Linked DNA regions of Homo sapiens: all the other regions are linked to region 2. Evidence: chromatin contacts called from ENCODE Hi-C or POLR2A ChIA-PET data. All regions are on one chromosome and are shown on one strand. The core of a region is the stretch at or near the end of the contact, and the rest is flanking DNA. Distances in the headings are between cores, read along the strand shown. Region 1 overlaps CBFB (core-binding factor subunit beta). Region 2 overlaps LOC107984881 (a long non-coding RNA gene). Region 3 holds the start of NAE1 (NEDD8 activating enzyme E1 subunit 1).

The links. A loop is a pair of places that touch in the nucleus more often than their neighbours do. ChIA-PET counts read pairs that join two places held with the same protein, here RNA polymerase II (POLR2A). Pooled maps may share reads with other maps.
Region 1: a pooled map shows a loop between it and region 2 (2.2-fold over the local background). The contact joins two enhancer-like sites. A Hi-C loop is called at or near these places in 1 of 168 maps with a recorded cell type or tissue (endothelial cell of hepatic sinusoid) and 4 of 50 pooled maps. POLR2A ChIA-PET finds 5 or more read pairs at or near these places in 7 of 52 experiments (A673, MCF 10A, activated B cell and 3 more).
Region 3: a pooled map shows a loop between it and region 2 (4-fold over the local background). The contact joins the promoter of NAE1 here to the enhancer-like site in region 2. A Hi-C loop is called at or near these places in 1 of 168 maps with a recorded cell type or tissue (CD8-positive, alpha-beta T cell) and 11 of 50 pooled maps. POLR2A ChIA-PET finds 5 or more read pairs at or near these places in 7 of 52 experiments (CD4-positive, alpha-beta T cell, CD4-positive, alpha-beta memory T cell, CD8-positive, alpha-beta memory T cell and 4 more).

The regions. Positions count from the first base shown.
Region 1 is chr16:67,050,926-67,055,436 of GRCh38, forward strand. The region is part of intron 3 of CBFB (core-binding factor subunit beta); the gene reads left to right. Among named protein-coding and RNA genes, the nearest start is that of CBFB, 24 kb to the left of the region's middle. Within about 2 kb of position 3,111, at least 4 of the 41 ENCODE cell types and tissues checked have a DNase peak (open chromatin) inside an H3K27ac peak, as active enhancers do.
Region 2 is chr16:66,945,116-66,949,307 of GRCh38, forward strand. LOC107984881 (a long non-coding RNA gene) reads right to left here. Exons shown (of 4, transcript XR_007065090.1): 4 at 3,765-3,816. Among named protein-coding and RNA genes, the nearest start is that of CES2, 12 kb to the left of the region's middle. Within about 2 kb of position 2,688, at least 7 of the 41 ENCODE cell types and tissues checked have a DNase peak (open chromatin) inside an H3K27ac peak, as active enhancers do.
Region 3 is chr16:66,829,120-66,833,226 of GRCh38, forward strand. NAE1 (NEDD8 activating enzyme E1 subunit 1) reads right to left here and starts at 1,857. Exons shown (of 20, transcript NM_003905.4): 1 at 1,728-1,857. The coding sequence starts at 1,780. RefSeq lists silencers at 1,332-1,541, 1,552-1,611, 1,593-1,817 and an enhancer at 1,581-2,081.

The sequences.
Region 1 (4,511 bases), core at 1,861-4,360, 110 kb after region 2:
CATTCCTTATAAAACATGGATGTGCTGGACAAAGAGATGATTCACCTCTCTGGAGAGAAGGAGTGCAATTTAAAACTTATGAATTGTTTATTTCTGGAATTTTTCATATAATATTTTTGGACCGTGATTGACTGTGAGTAACTGAAATCATGGAGAGCAAAACTGTGGCTAAGCGGGGACTACTGTACTTGATGCATTTTCCTTTTAGGAATTCTTTTAAGTTATTTTTCATTTGTTAGATGTGTCTTACAAAGAATAGATAAAAACATGTACATTTTAGGAATAATAATAAAAGGAACATAGGTATAGTAGGACTGATGTTCCGTATGGTAGCTATTATACAATCCACATGTGGCTGTTGAACACTTATAATGTCGCTAGTGTGAATTCACATGTGATGTGTGAAAAAACACAAACCAGATTTTGAAACCTGGTATGAAAAACAAAAATAATGTAATGTATTTATATGGATCCAAAATGTAATATATATATGGATCCAAATATATGTATATATATCCAAAATATATATCCAAAATAATGTAATATATTGCTATATATATATATGTACACACACACATACATATATGGATCCAGTTTTATACTCATTATTTTTTCTGGGTTTGTTTCACAGTGTGTTTTTGTATGTATTTCTATCAACTTAACTAAATTAGTTTTCTAAGTGTCATCATGAATAGCATAACCTGCCACGTTTATGTAAAACGTGAGAAATGTCTAAATGACCAACATATATAGGTAAAATGTTTAAGCTGAGAGCCTTATTTCAAGTCTACGTTAAATGTATTATATGATTTTGGTGTTTTTTTTGTGTTTTTTTTTTTCTGAGTTGGAGTCTCGCTCTGTTGCCCAGGCTGGAGCGCAGTGGCGTGATCTTGGCTCACTGCAACCTCCACCTTCTGGGTTTTAAGCTATTCTCCTGCCTCAGCCTCCTGAGTAGCTGGGATTACAGGCATATATATATATGTGTATACACACACACACACACACACACACACACACACGCATACATATATATAGCAATAGGAATATATATATATATTTTGAGACAAGTTCTGGCTCTGTCACCCAAGCTGGAGTGCCGTGACACGATCTCAGCTCTCTGCAACCTCTGTCTCCCAGGCTCAAGCCCTCCTCCCATGTTGCCCAGGCTGGTCTCGAACTTGTGAGCTCAAGTGATCCACCTGCCTCAGCCTCCCGCAGTGCTGGGATTGCAGGCGTGAGCCACTGTGCCTGACCCAAGATATTGCTTGCTTGATACCATGTTGAAAATTTTAGATGTTTTGAGTTAAGTAACATTATTAAAATTAATTTCACCTCTTTTTACTTTTTAAAAAATACCTACTAGGCCGAGTGCAGTTACTCATGCCTGTAATCCTAGCACTTTGGGAGGCCAAGGTGGGAAGATTGCATGAAGCCAGGAGTCCGAGACCAGCCTGGTCAACATAGTGAGACCCCATCCTTAAAAAATAAAAACATTTTTTAAGTGACTGGGCATAGTGGGGTGTGCCTGTAGTCCTAGCTCCTGGAGAGGCTGAAGTGGGAGGTTTGCTTGAGCCCAGGAGTTCAAGGCTGTAGTGAGCTGTGATGGTGCCACTGCAATCCAACCTGGGTGAAGGAGGGAGACCCTGTCTCTTAAAAAAAAAAAAATGCCTGCTAGACAATTTACAGTTACATATGTGGCTTGCATTTGTGATTCACATTATATATTTCTGTTGAACAGTACTGCCTGCACAGTTGGCCAGGTATGGTGGCTCACACCTATAATTGCAGCACTTTCAGAGGTTAAGGAGGGAGGATTACTTGAGCCCAGGAGTTACAGACCAGCCCGGGCAACAAAGTGAGACCCCATCTCTACAAAAAAATAAAATAATTAGCCAGGTGTCGTGATACAGGCCTGTAGTCCCAGCTACTTGGGAGGCTGAGGCAGGAGGATCCCTTGAGTCCTGGAAATCAAGGTTGCAGTGAGCTGTGTTCATACCACAGAGCAAGATGCTATCTCAAAATGAGTCCTGGAAATCAAGGCTGCAGTGAGCCGTGTTCATACCACAGAGCAAGATGCTATCTCAAAAAAAAAAAAAAGAAAAAAAGAGAAAGAAAACTTTACAGTTCTTTTCCTCAACCCGTCTCCCCCCACAAAATAATCACTATCCTGATTGATGTATTTGTTCCCTTACTTTTCTTTGTCATTTTATTTCCTGTGCATATATCTCTAAATAACGCATTGTTTAGTTTTTAAAAAAAATGAAACTAGGAAGCACACACTTCAGGGCAGTGTAAACAACGGACTCTAATGTCACTTTCTCTCTTTTTTTTTTTTTTTTTTTTTGGTGAGAGGAGTCTTGCTCTGTCACCCAGGTTGGAGTGCAGTGGTGCGATCTCGGCTCACTGCAAGCTCCGCCTCCTGGGTTCACGCCATTCTCCTGCCTCAGCCTCCCGAGTAGCTGGGACTACGGGCCCCCTCACCACCACACCTGGCTAATTTTTTGTATTTTTAGTAGAGATGGGGTGTCACTGTGTTAGCCAGGCTGGTCTCGATCTCCTGACCTTGTGATCCACACTCTTCGGCCTCCCAAAGTGCTGGGATTACAAGCGTGAGCCACCGCACCCAGCCTTCTAATGTCACTTTCAGATGCAGCTCCTAGAAGATGAGCTGAACAGAATCTTAGGGTCAAGTCCGGATTCAGCTTCCCTGTGAATTTTTAGAGCCTCCCTGGGGAAGCTTGTGAGCACAGTCATGAGTGGATTATGGGAAACCTAGGGCTCACACTGGAGTTAGGGCATCTGGCACACTGAAACCATTGCTCACCGTGTGCCGGAGATGTGGAGGAATATGGTCAGAGGGAGTTAGCTGCTCTGGTATTTTCTGCTTCTAGGCTCACCATGACCTACCTTCTTTTATCCTTTTTTTTTTTTTTTAATTTCTTTTGTCAAAATTGATGTCTCATTCCAGAGCTACCTTCTTTTCACAGGAGTGAGTCAAAGCACATCACCTTTGTCAGCTCAAATGAGTGTCCTTAGCTGGTCCCAGCAGTGGGGAAGGCTTATATATGAGCATTTTGCCCTCAGGATCTTGGTGATGACCATCCTCAGAATGTCCATCTCTTCAATCTAGACTGATTGTCCTCTATATCCAGCGCACTGCTTTCATACTGATTTCTGTGTTCATCCTCTGCTGTGAGGGGCTTTTTTGTTTTTTTCTTTTTGTTTCTTTTTCAGTTTTTCTGTCTTCCTGTTTCTTGGTTTACGGTCTCTTTGTGGATAACAGAGTTGTTGCATATTTGAAGTGTCTTTATTCTACGATACTTTATTGTAAGTTTGTCTTGTTCTAGAGTTTGAGGTTAGAGATTATTTTCGTTAAGAAGGCCTTGTTTCATTGTCTTGGTTTAAATGTTGCAGTTGAAAATCTCTGAAGTCATTGTGTTTCCTGATCTGTTTGTGACCAATTTCCCCGTCTTTGGAAGTTTGTAAAATCTTTGTCTCCATGTTTTGGTATTTATCTATGATGTAACCTAGTGTCGGTCCACAGTCATTCCTTGTGCAGGGTACTTGCCAGCCCTTTACAGTATGGCAGCTGTGTCCTTCGTAAGGAAATTTTCTTATATTAATTGATGACTTCCTTTCTTATATTTTTTCTATTCTTTTCTGGAACATCTACTATTTGGATGTTAGACCCACAGGAATGATCCTGTTACCTTATTTTCTTACTGTCTCTTTTGTCTTTTTGGTCTACCTTCCAGAAGATTTCCTCTACTTTATCTTCAGAGTCTTATATTGGGTCTTAATTTCTACTATATTTCAACAGAGCTTTTTGTTTGTTTGTTTGTTTTGAGACGGAGTCTCGCTCTGTCGCCCAGGCTGGAGTGCAGTGGTGCGATCTCGCCTCACTGCAAGCTCCGCCTCCCGGGTTCACGCCATTCTCCTGCCTCAGCCTCCCACGCGTAGCTGGGACTAGAGGTGCCCACCACCACGCCTGGCTAATTTTTTGTATTTTTTTTTTTTTTTTTAGTAGAGACAGGGTTTCACCAAGAGCTCTTTTTTGTGTGTGCTACAAATGTTCCTTTTTTGTTAGTATCCTCTTCTTGTTTATCGGGTACATTTTATCTGAGAATCTAGCTGGTAGATTTTTACTGCTTTACATCACTTCAGAGGAAATGGCTGCAACTGAAGGGTGAAAGTCAGAATTTATCTTGGCTCAGCTTTTCATGTAAGAAAAGAAAAATACAGTGAAACCAAATTAAAATAATTATGTGGAGAGCATATTGGTGGCAAGTTAATACATTTTTATGACTTTTTGGAGGGTCTAATTTATTCTTAACAGAAGTCTGAGTTTAGTATCCATTTATTGAATATGTATTTATATGTGTATACGCACACACACACAGTGTATTAAATCTATTGAATTCCAGACACTTTCTTTTTTTTTTTTTTTTTTTTTTTTTTTGAGACGGAGTCTCGCTCTGTCGCCCAGGCTGGAGTGCAGTGGCGCATCTCGG
Region 2 (4,192 bases), core at 1,438-3,937:
CAAGCCCCAAGTGCTCTTACATCTGTGAGTGGCCAGGCCGGGTGCGGTGGCTCACACCTGTAATCCCAGCATTTTGGGAGGCCAAGGTAGGCGGATCACCACATCAGGAGATCGAGACCATCCTGGCTAGCATGGTGAAACTCCGTCTCTACTAAAAGTACAAAAAATTAGCCTGGTGCAGTGGCACACGCCTGTAGTCCCAGCTACTAGGGAGGCTGAGGCAGGAGAATCCCTTGAACCCGGGAGGCAGAGGTTGCAGTGAGATGAGATTGCACCACGGCACTCCTGCCTGGGCCACAGGACGAGACTCAGTCTCAAACAAACAAACAAAGAAACAAAAACAAAAAACAAAAAAAATCTGTGAGTGGCCAATAGGAAACCTGGTTACTGGAATTCCTAGTGTTTTAGTCCATTCAGTTGCTATAGCAAAAATACTACCGATTAGACCCGGTGCAGTGGCCCACACCCATCATCACAACACTTTGGGAGGCCGAGGTGGGTGGATCACTTGACCCCAGGAGTTTGAGACCAGCCTGGCCAACATGGTGAAACGCTGTCTCTACTAAAAAGACAAAAATTAGCCAGGCTCTGTGGTGCACACCTAGAATATCAGCTACTCGGGAGGCTGAGACACGAGTATAACATGAACCCAGGAGGTAGAAGTTGCAGTGAGCTGAGATTGCACCACTGCACTCCAGTCTGGGCGACAGAGACCCTACCTCAAAAATAAGTAAATAAATAAATAAACAAATAAATAAATATTACCGGTTAGGCCGGGTGCAGTGGCTCATGCCTGTAATCCCAGCACTATTGGAGGCCGAGGTGGGACTCCTGAACTTGAGCCCAGGAGTTCCAGACCAGCCTAGGCAGCATGGAGAAATGTCATCTCTACAAAAAAATAGAAAAATTATTTGGATGTGGTGGCACACACCTATAGTCTCAGTTACTCAGGAGGCTGAGGCGGGCAGATCACTTGAGCCTGGGAGGTCAGAGCTGCAGTGAGTCGTGATTGCACCACTACACTCCAGCCTGGGCAACACAGCAAGACCCTGCCTCAAAAAAATAGGGCTTCCAATACTGATATAAAACTTAAAATACTACAGGTTAATATTATAAACTGGGTGCCTTATAATGACAGAAATGTATTGCTTACAGTTCTCGAGGCTTGGACATCGAGGATCAAGGTGCCAGCAGATTTGGTGTCTGGCAAGGACTTGTTCTCTGGTTAATAGATGGCAACCTCAGGCCAGGTGCGGTGGCTCACACCTGTAATCCCAGCACTTTGGGAGGCCAAGGTGGGGTATGACCTGAGGTCAGGAGTTCAAGACCAGCCTGGCCAACATAGTGAAACCCCATCTCTACTAAAATACAAAAATTAGACGGGTGTGGTGGCAGGTGTCTGTAATCCCAGCTACTCAGGAGGCTAAGGTAAGAGAATCACTTGAACCTGGGAGGCAGAGGTTGCAGTGAGCTGAGATCACAGCACTATACTCCAGCCTGGGCGACAGCACGAGACATTATCTCAAAAATAAAAAATAAAACAAGCCACCCACCCAACTATCGATGTCCTGCAGAGGTGCCTAACCCCACTTTTGTCAGAAGCCAGACCGGGCTTGTCCATAGGCCCCTGAGCCTGGGCCTCCTGCACAGTGGCCAGGAAAGCCAAGCTGCTTCCTCAGTCGCCCGTCTCCTGAAGGTTGCTCTTCTTCTCAGTGGTTCTACAGACACTGTAAGGCCCATACTCACAGGATATTAGCACACCTGCTAAGAGATTCCTGTCCGCTGGCTACCAGGGGCCTCTCCATCCAGGGAAATGTCCTCTCACGTTTCAGAATTTCCCTGCCAACCTTTCAACCCCCTGAGCATCCCCAAATTCACCATGTGTGTCCACACGATTACTTTTCCTACTTACCTCATTGTTGTCCCTAGACTTTTCTCCTTCCCCGCTCTGCAAAAAACCTCATATTTTATCTCAGTGTGCAAAGGTGGCCAATTGTGTTCAATCGGCCTCTTGGTTTCACCAAAGTATATTCTCTCTGTCATTAAGAGGCTATATTTCTGTCCCATAAACCCTAATAATCCCCTTATGCCCCTACTGCTGATCAACTTGCCTCTCAGGGCACCCGTTTTCCATGGGGAAAGTCTCCCTTCTTTCCAGCCAGGGCCCGTAAGTCCAATTACAGAGCCTTTTGAAGTTTGGGGTGAAAGACCAGGACACCCACATTGCCCATTTTGGCCACCAGGTGGCAGACAAGGATAATATTAAGCCTGGAATGACTTGAACTTGAGAGAGGGAGGAGACTTTCCTTTCAATGAACACTGATTGGTGCATAATGTTCCCACTACATTCTGAAAGCGTTTATTGTGCACCAGCTGCATGCATGCCTCTGTATGTTTTTCAGTTCTGCAGATGTACAATATACCTTCCCAAAGTCAGTTCCCAGGATTACTGTTTAGACTTAATAGTTCTTTTTTTAACAGCTTTATTGTGAAATAACTTACAATTTACCCCCTGCTCCCCCTTTTTTTTTTGAGACAAGGTCTAGTCCTGTCACCCAGGCTAGAATGCAGTAGTGCAATCACAGATCACTGCAGCCTCCACCTCCGGGCTTCAGACACTGTAAGGCCCATAGTTACAGGACCATAGTACACTCCCGTTCCCAGACCAGTTGGTCGCCTCTGGCCTGGCAGGGCTCCCAGTGTCTCGGGACCTCCAGGTGACGCGCCTGCCTCCCCTGCTGCAACAGAGGCCTGGGAGTGCCGGGTCCCCATCGCTCGGAGCGGCAGGCGCTCGTGAAATGTTCGTCAAGAGGATAAATGACCATGGCCCTGGTCTCCGCGGGAGGTGAGGAAACTGAAAGCCACCGAGGAAAAGGGGGGCGCTCCTTAAGAAGTGCCGCGGTCACGTGTACGTTTCAAAAGAATGGCGTGACTGAGTAGGGAGGGGACCGCGGAGACCCTCAGACCCTGGACTGTAAGGAGATGAGGGGCCGTGAAGGGGAACCCAGGAAACTGAGTCCTGAAAGCAAGGAGGAGCTTCCAGAATGAAGGGCGCCGTCACGCCTCCCTGCCTTTGCTCAAGCGGTTCCTTCACCCCGATCAAGTTCCTTCCCATTTCTCCAACTGTGGGGATCCTGAACGTGCACCTCCTCAGAGAAGCCCTCTTGGGATCTCCAATTCTAGTTTATTGCCCCCTCCTATCGATCCCCCAGCGCGCTCATCGGGCCTGTGGACAACGACAGGTTTGAGGAGAGGATTCTCTGGATCGCGGAGGACTACAGAAGCCGCGCAGCCCCTTCTGAGGATGCCAAAGGGGCCCGGGCAGAAGGGAAGTGGCCGTGCCCGGGCCTGCCTACCACTAGATCCCCACCCACCTATGACTGTTCAGTCCTGCTCTCCTACCAACCCACCTTTCCCGGCCCAAGTCAGCGCACCCCGCCGACTCCCTGCCCAGTCCAAACTCCGAGGCTGGGCAAGGCACTGGATCCACGGCTGGACCGACCCGGGGCAGCCTCTGGGTGAACAGCAGCGTGTCCGTCGGCAGAGAACCGAGACCAGCGAGCCGACCATGCGGCTGCACAGACTTCACGCGCGGCCGAGCGCGGTGGCCTGTGGGCTCCTGCTGCTTCTCCTCCAGGGTCACTATGAGGCTCCCGCGGAGGGGTGACAGGGACCGGGCTCAGATCTGCCAAATGCTGCGGAGGCAGAACCTGACAGTGCGGGAGGGCAGGCGCCTGGGAGGTAGGAGCTGGTGGAGATGACAGCGTGGAACTCGTGAGCCCCACGCAACGCCTCCCTGCCGCCCAGGGTGGGCTCCTAGAAGCACAGAAATGGTCGGGCTGCGGGACACCACAGCGAGGAACCAGCGGAGTACAGGGGCCCCAGGAGCGCCGGGACATGCCAGGCCGGGTAGACAGCCTCGGGTCGGAGTGAGTGAGGGATTGGGGTGTGGGGATTCAGTCCATTTCCCTCTTACGATTGTGGCTGTAGCCTGTGCTGCCGGCCGGTAATAACAGTAATAGCTTCTGGCAGCAGCTGGCTCTCAATGTGTGGCGTCCTTGGCCAAGGGGGCGCGCTGAGCCCTCCAAAGGGGCCTCAGACAAGGTTAGTGGTCCTTGGGGAACAGAAGCCCCCAGGCTCCAAATCCTAAAGCAGATCTAAGAGGCCGCAGTGGCTGGGTGCGATTGGCTCA
Region 3 (4,107 bases), core at 607-3,106, 120 kb before region 2:
TGCATTTTGCTTCTAACTGCTTCCCTTTGACACTTCAAAACCAGTTCTCACTATGAAAGTAAAGTTTGGGACTTAAATGGAATGCCCTCAGCAAAAACCCTCTTTTGTTAGAGTTGCTTAGTAACCTCAACTATCTTCTCAGCTCTGTCATGTACAGTTATACCTGCATTAGAAACACAAGAACTCCAAGAATTTACAAGAAAACCTAAGTTGGTTATAAGGACTGTTACCCTGTTTCTTCTCCGAAAAGCTTGGAAGCAGGATGTAACTGAGTACCTCCGAAAAAGCCAGAAGAGCCTTAGTTTACATCCTGGCTCAAAGATATGGGGAACTCTGGGCAAATTACCTAACTTCTCCAAGACTCTGTTTCTCCAACTGTAAAGCACAGGAAATGGTTGCTTTCAAGGGTACTCTCAGAACTAAGTGCCTAAAGCCTCTACTACAGCACTAGGCTGGTGGCGCAAACAGAAGCTCCAGTCCTTGGGGACATATAACTTCTGTTGTCTCAGAGGCTCCAGGAAGGAGGAAAGCTGAGCAGCTTTGTTATCTCCACAGCCTCAAGACACAGAAGACGCTCAATAAATAAGGAATGGGTAGTGCAAGGAGAAAAGGCAAGGGTGGGGAAGTACCCAAGGACCCTCCTGATGGCTTAGGCCTGCACTGTCCATTAAGGTAGCTGCTAGCCACATGTACTACTGAGCACAAGCAATGAGGCTAGTGTTAACTGAGATGTGCTGGTAAGTGTAAAATACAATATTTATACGATAGTTTTGGGGGGGCTTTTTTGACGGAGTCTCGCTCTGTCACCCAGGCTGGAGTGCAGTGGCACGATCTCGGCTCCCTGAAACCTACACCTCCTGGATTCAACCGATTCTCCAGCCTCAGCCTCCAGAGTAACTGGGATTACAGGCGCGCACCACCACGCCCAGCTAATTTCTGAATTTTTAAATAGAAACAGGGTTTCACCATGTTGCCCAGGCTGGTCTCGAACTCCTGACCTCAGGTGATCCGCCCGCTTCGGCCTCCCAAAGTGCTGGGATTACAGGCGTGAGCCACCGTGCCGGTCCTCCAAGACAGTTTTAAAAAGGAAAATACTCATGACCAGCTTGGGGAAAGGTGGCAAAAACCTCGTTTCTACAAAAACAAAAATAAAAATAAAAATAAAAATTTAAGTAAAATATCTCAAGAACTTTTTATATTGTGTTGAAATAGTAATGTTTTGGACATATTGGGTTAAATTGTATTTAAAAATCAATTTCATCTGTTTCATTTTACCTTTAGTGTGGTTACTAGAAAATTTATAATTACATTTGCGGCTCACATGAGACTAGCATTTTATTTCCATTGGACAGCGCTGGCTGAGAACAAAACCTAACCCTCTGTGCCGCCCTCGCGGCCGGGATGCGGTGCGCCCCGGGCCTCCCCATTCGGAAAACGAGGAGCCTGGGCGCAACGGGGCCGGCAGCCGCCTTAGCTACCCGGCTGGCGCTGGGGACCCCGTCCCCCGAACTGCACACCGCGTGGCGGGGGAAGGGGTCCCAGCCCTCGCGGAGCACCTTTGGCCCAGGGCGGGAGCTCCGAGCGCCGGCTTCCCGCGCCCCGCACGGCCCGGCCCAGCCTGGAAGAAGGCCTGAGGAAGGCCCGACCGCGCCGCCCGCGCCCTTAGGCCCGGCCCGAATGCTGGAAAGCCCGCCGGCCCGCCCTCGGCTCGGTGAGCCTCGGCTCACCTCAGCTGCCGGTCGTACTTCTGCTCCTTGAGCAGCTTTCCCAGCTGCGCCATGGCCGCGCCTGCCGCGCGGAAAACAGCCGAGCCCCTGCGGAGCGCCGCCACCAGCTCCACAAGCGCGCAGGCGCACTGAGCGCCCCTTCGCCGCTACCGTCTCCTGCGCGCTGCCTGCAGGGGGCGCCGCACTGCACTGCGCACGCGTCGCCGGTACGCCGGGGCCTAAGCGGCCCTGGTACCCGAGCGGGTCTGGGGCTCTTGGTCCCCATCGGCCAGAAAGGCAGACCCGCTAGCCTGCCAATTTGCCCTCTGTCCATGCAGTAATTGGGGGCGACTGGGGCATTGGAATCAGGCATACTTGTATTTCGACCACTTAACTGGCTGTGAGATCTACTCTTTACCTCTCAAATCCTCAGTGTGCTCACCTGTGCAGTGGGGATAAATGGGTCCCAAGTGTCTTTTGACCTTAAATGAGATTTTGAATACAGGAGGCCAGACTCCCCCCAAATCTTGCATGAATAATAACTTTCATTTTGATGATCATTATTTTTCACCCATTTCTTCCTCTCATGAAAAGCCCACAAGCCTATTTTGAATCACAAAGCTAGGGGCTCCCTGCTGCAGATGCAGACAAGTCCAGGGCTCTGTTCTTGGAGAGTTTAGTCTCATGAAGGAAGAGGGACAGCAAACAAGCACTTACCAGACAATGTGGCCTTCCTCTAGATAGAGGGAAGCAGGGTGCTCAGGGGTGCACAGAAGAACCTCCCCAGTCCCCCTCTCCAAGAATGTTTCATGTGGTTTGGAGATGGAGGAGTGTTTTGTTTTGTTTTGTTTTGTTTTGTTTGAGACAGGGTCTCTCTCTATTGCTCAGACTGGAGTTCGGTGGTGTGATCTCAATTCACTGCAGCTTCAACCTCCCAGGCAGCAATCCTCTCACCTCAGCCTCCCAAGTAGCTGGGACTACAGGCATGCACCACCACACCTGGCTAATTTTTGTACATTTTTTGTAGAGATGGGGTTTCGTCATGGCCCAGGCTGGTCTCAAACTCCTGGGCTCAAGCGATCTGCCCGCCTTGGCCTCCCAATGTGCTGAGATTATAGGCATGATCCACTGTGCCCAGCTGGAAGGGTGTTTTAAGCATAAGGAACAGCAGGTGCCATCTCTAGGAAGCAAAGAAGGCATAGCAAGCTGTAGGTGCTAGAGTAAGTTTGGTCAGGTGAAGGATAGGGAGTGGTTGAGAAGGTTTGAGAGACAGTTGGGACAGGCTGGGTTCTGAAGACTGTGAACATAGATCCAAGGAGGAATTTAAAGTCCTCCACTTCCTGAAAAGACCCTCCTTTCAGGAAGAGAACGGCTGTCCTGTGGGGATGGGAGGCCAAGGAAGGAGGTTACCCCATGAGAACAATTGGGAGGGGGGTGGTGGTGCTGAAGACAAGGTGACCATCTGTGAGGGAGACGAAGACTCCTTCCCTGCTATCTCGCAGACCCTACAGGCACCTTCAGGTTAATAACTGCCTGAAATAAGGTGAAAATGAACACAGATCCCCACCCCCAATCCCCTAGGATGGGGACCAGAGAGATGGCACAGTTTGATGGTAATGATGCAGTGATGATGAATTGCACTTTGCCCTGGGCATGGTCTCCTGGACTAGGGTGAGAGTACACCTTCCCATACCTTCCCTTGCCCTTACCCAGCTCCCATGGAACACACTGATGGGAAACAGAGGTGTGAGGCTTTCCCAGCTCATCATGTGTTTGTGCTGTCACATTTCCTTCTCCAAGTGGACAGGTAAAATATAAGGGATAATAAAATACACTCCGGGAAAGTAGGAAGGTCAAAAGGCAGCAGATGAGAGTTCACTGCTTAGTTTCTCATACCTATGGACTTCATGAAAGGAAACACCCACAAATTTGGTAGAAGGCTAGTCATATTGCCCGTGAAGAAGTAAATGATTTTGAAAAGGTTTGTGTTGGTGTTGTCTGTAAAATGATACCTCAGGGTATCAGTTTCCTAGGAATGTCGTAACAAAGAACCACAAACTGGGTGACTTAAAACAAGAGAAATTTATTGTCTCACAGTTCTGGAGGCTGGAAGTCTACAATCAAAGCACGGGTGGGACTATGCTCCTTCTGAAACCTGTAGGGGAGAATCCGTCCGCTTCTTCTTGGCTTCTGGGGGTTTGCTGGCAATCTTTGGCTAGCAGCCACAGCACTTCAGTCTCTGCCTCCATCATCACATGGCATTCTCCCCTCATGTCTCTGTGTTTCCTCTCTTAAGGACACAAGTCACATTGGATCAGGGCTCACACTGATGACTTCATCTTAACTGGTTTACACTTGCAGAGACCCTGTTTCCAAATAAGATCACCTTCACGGGTACTGG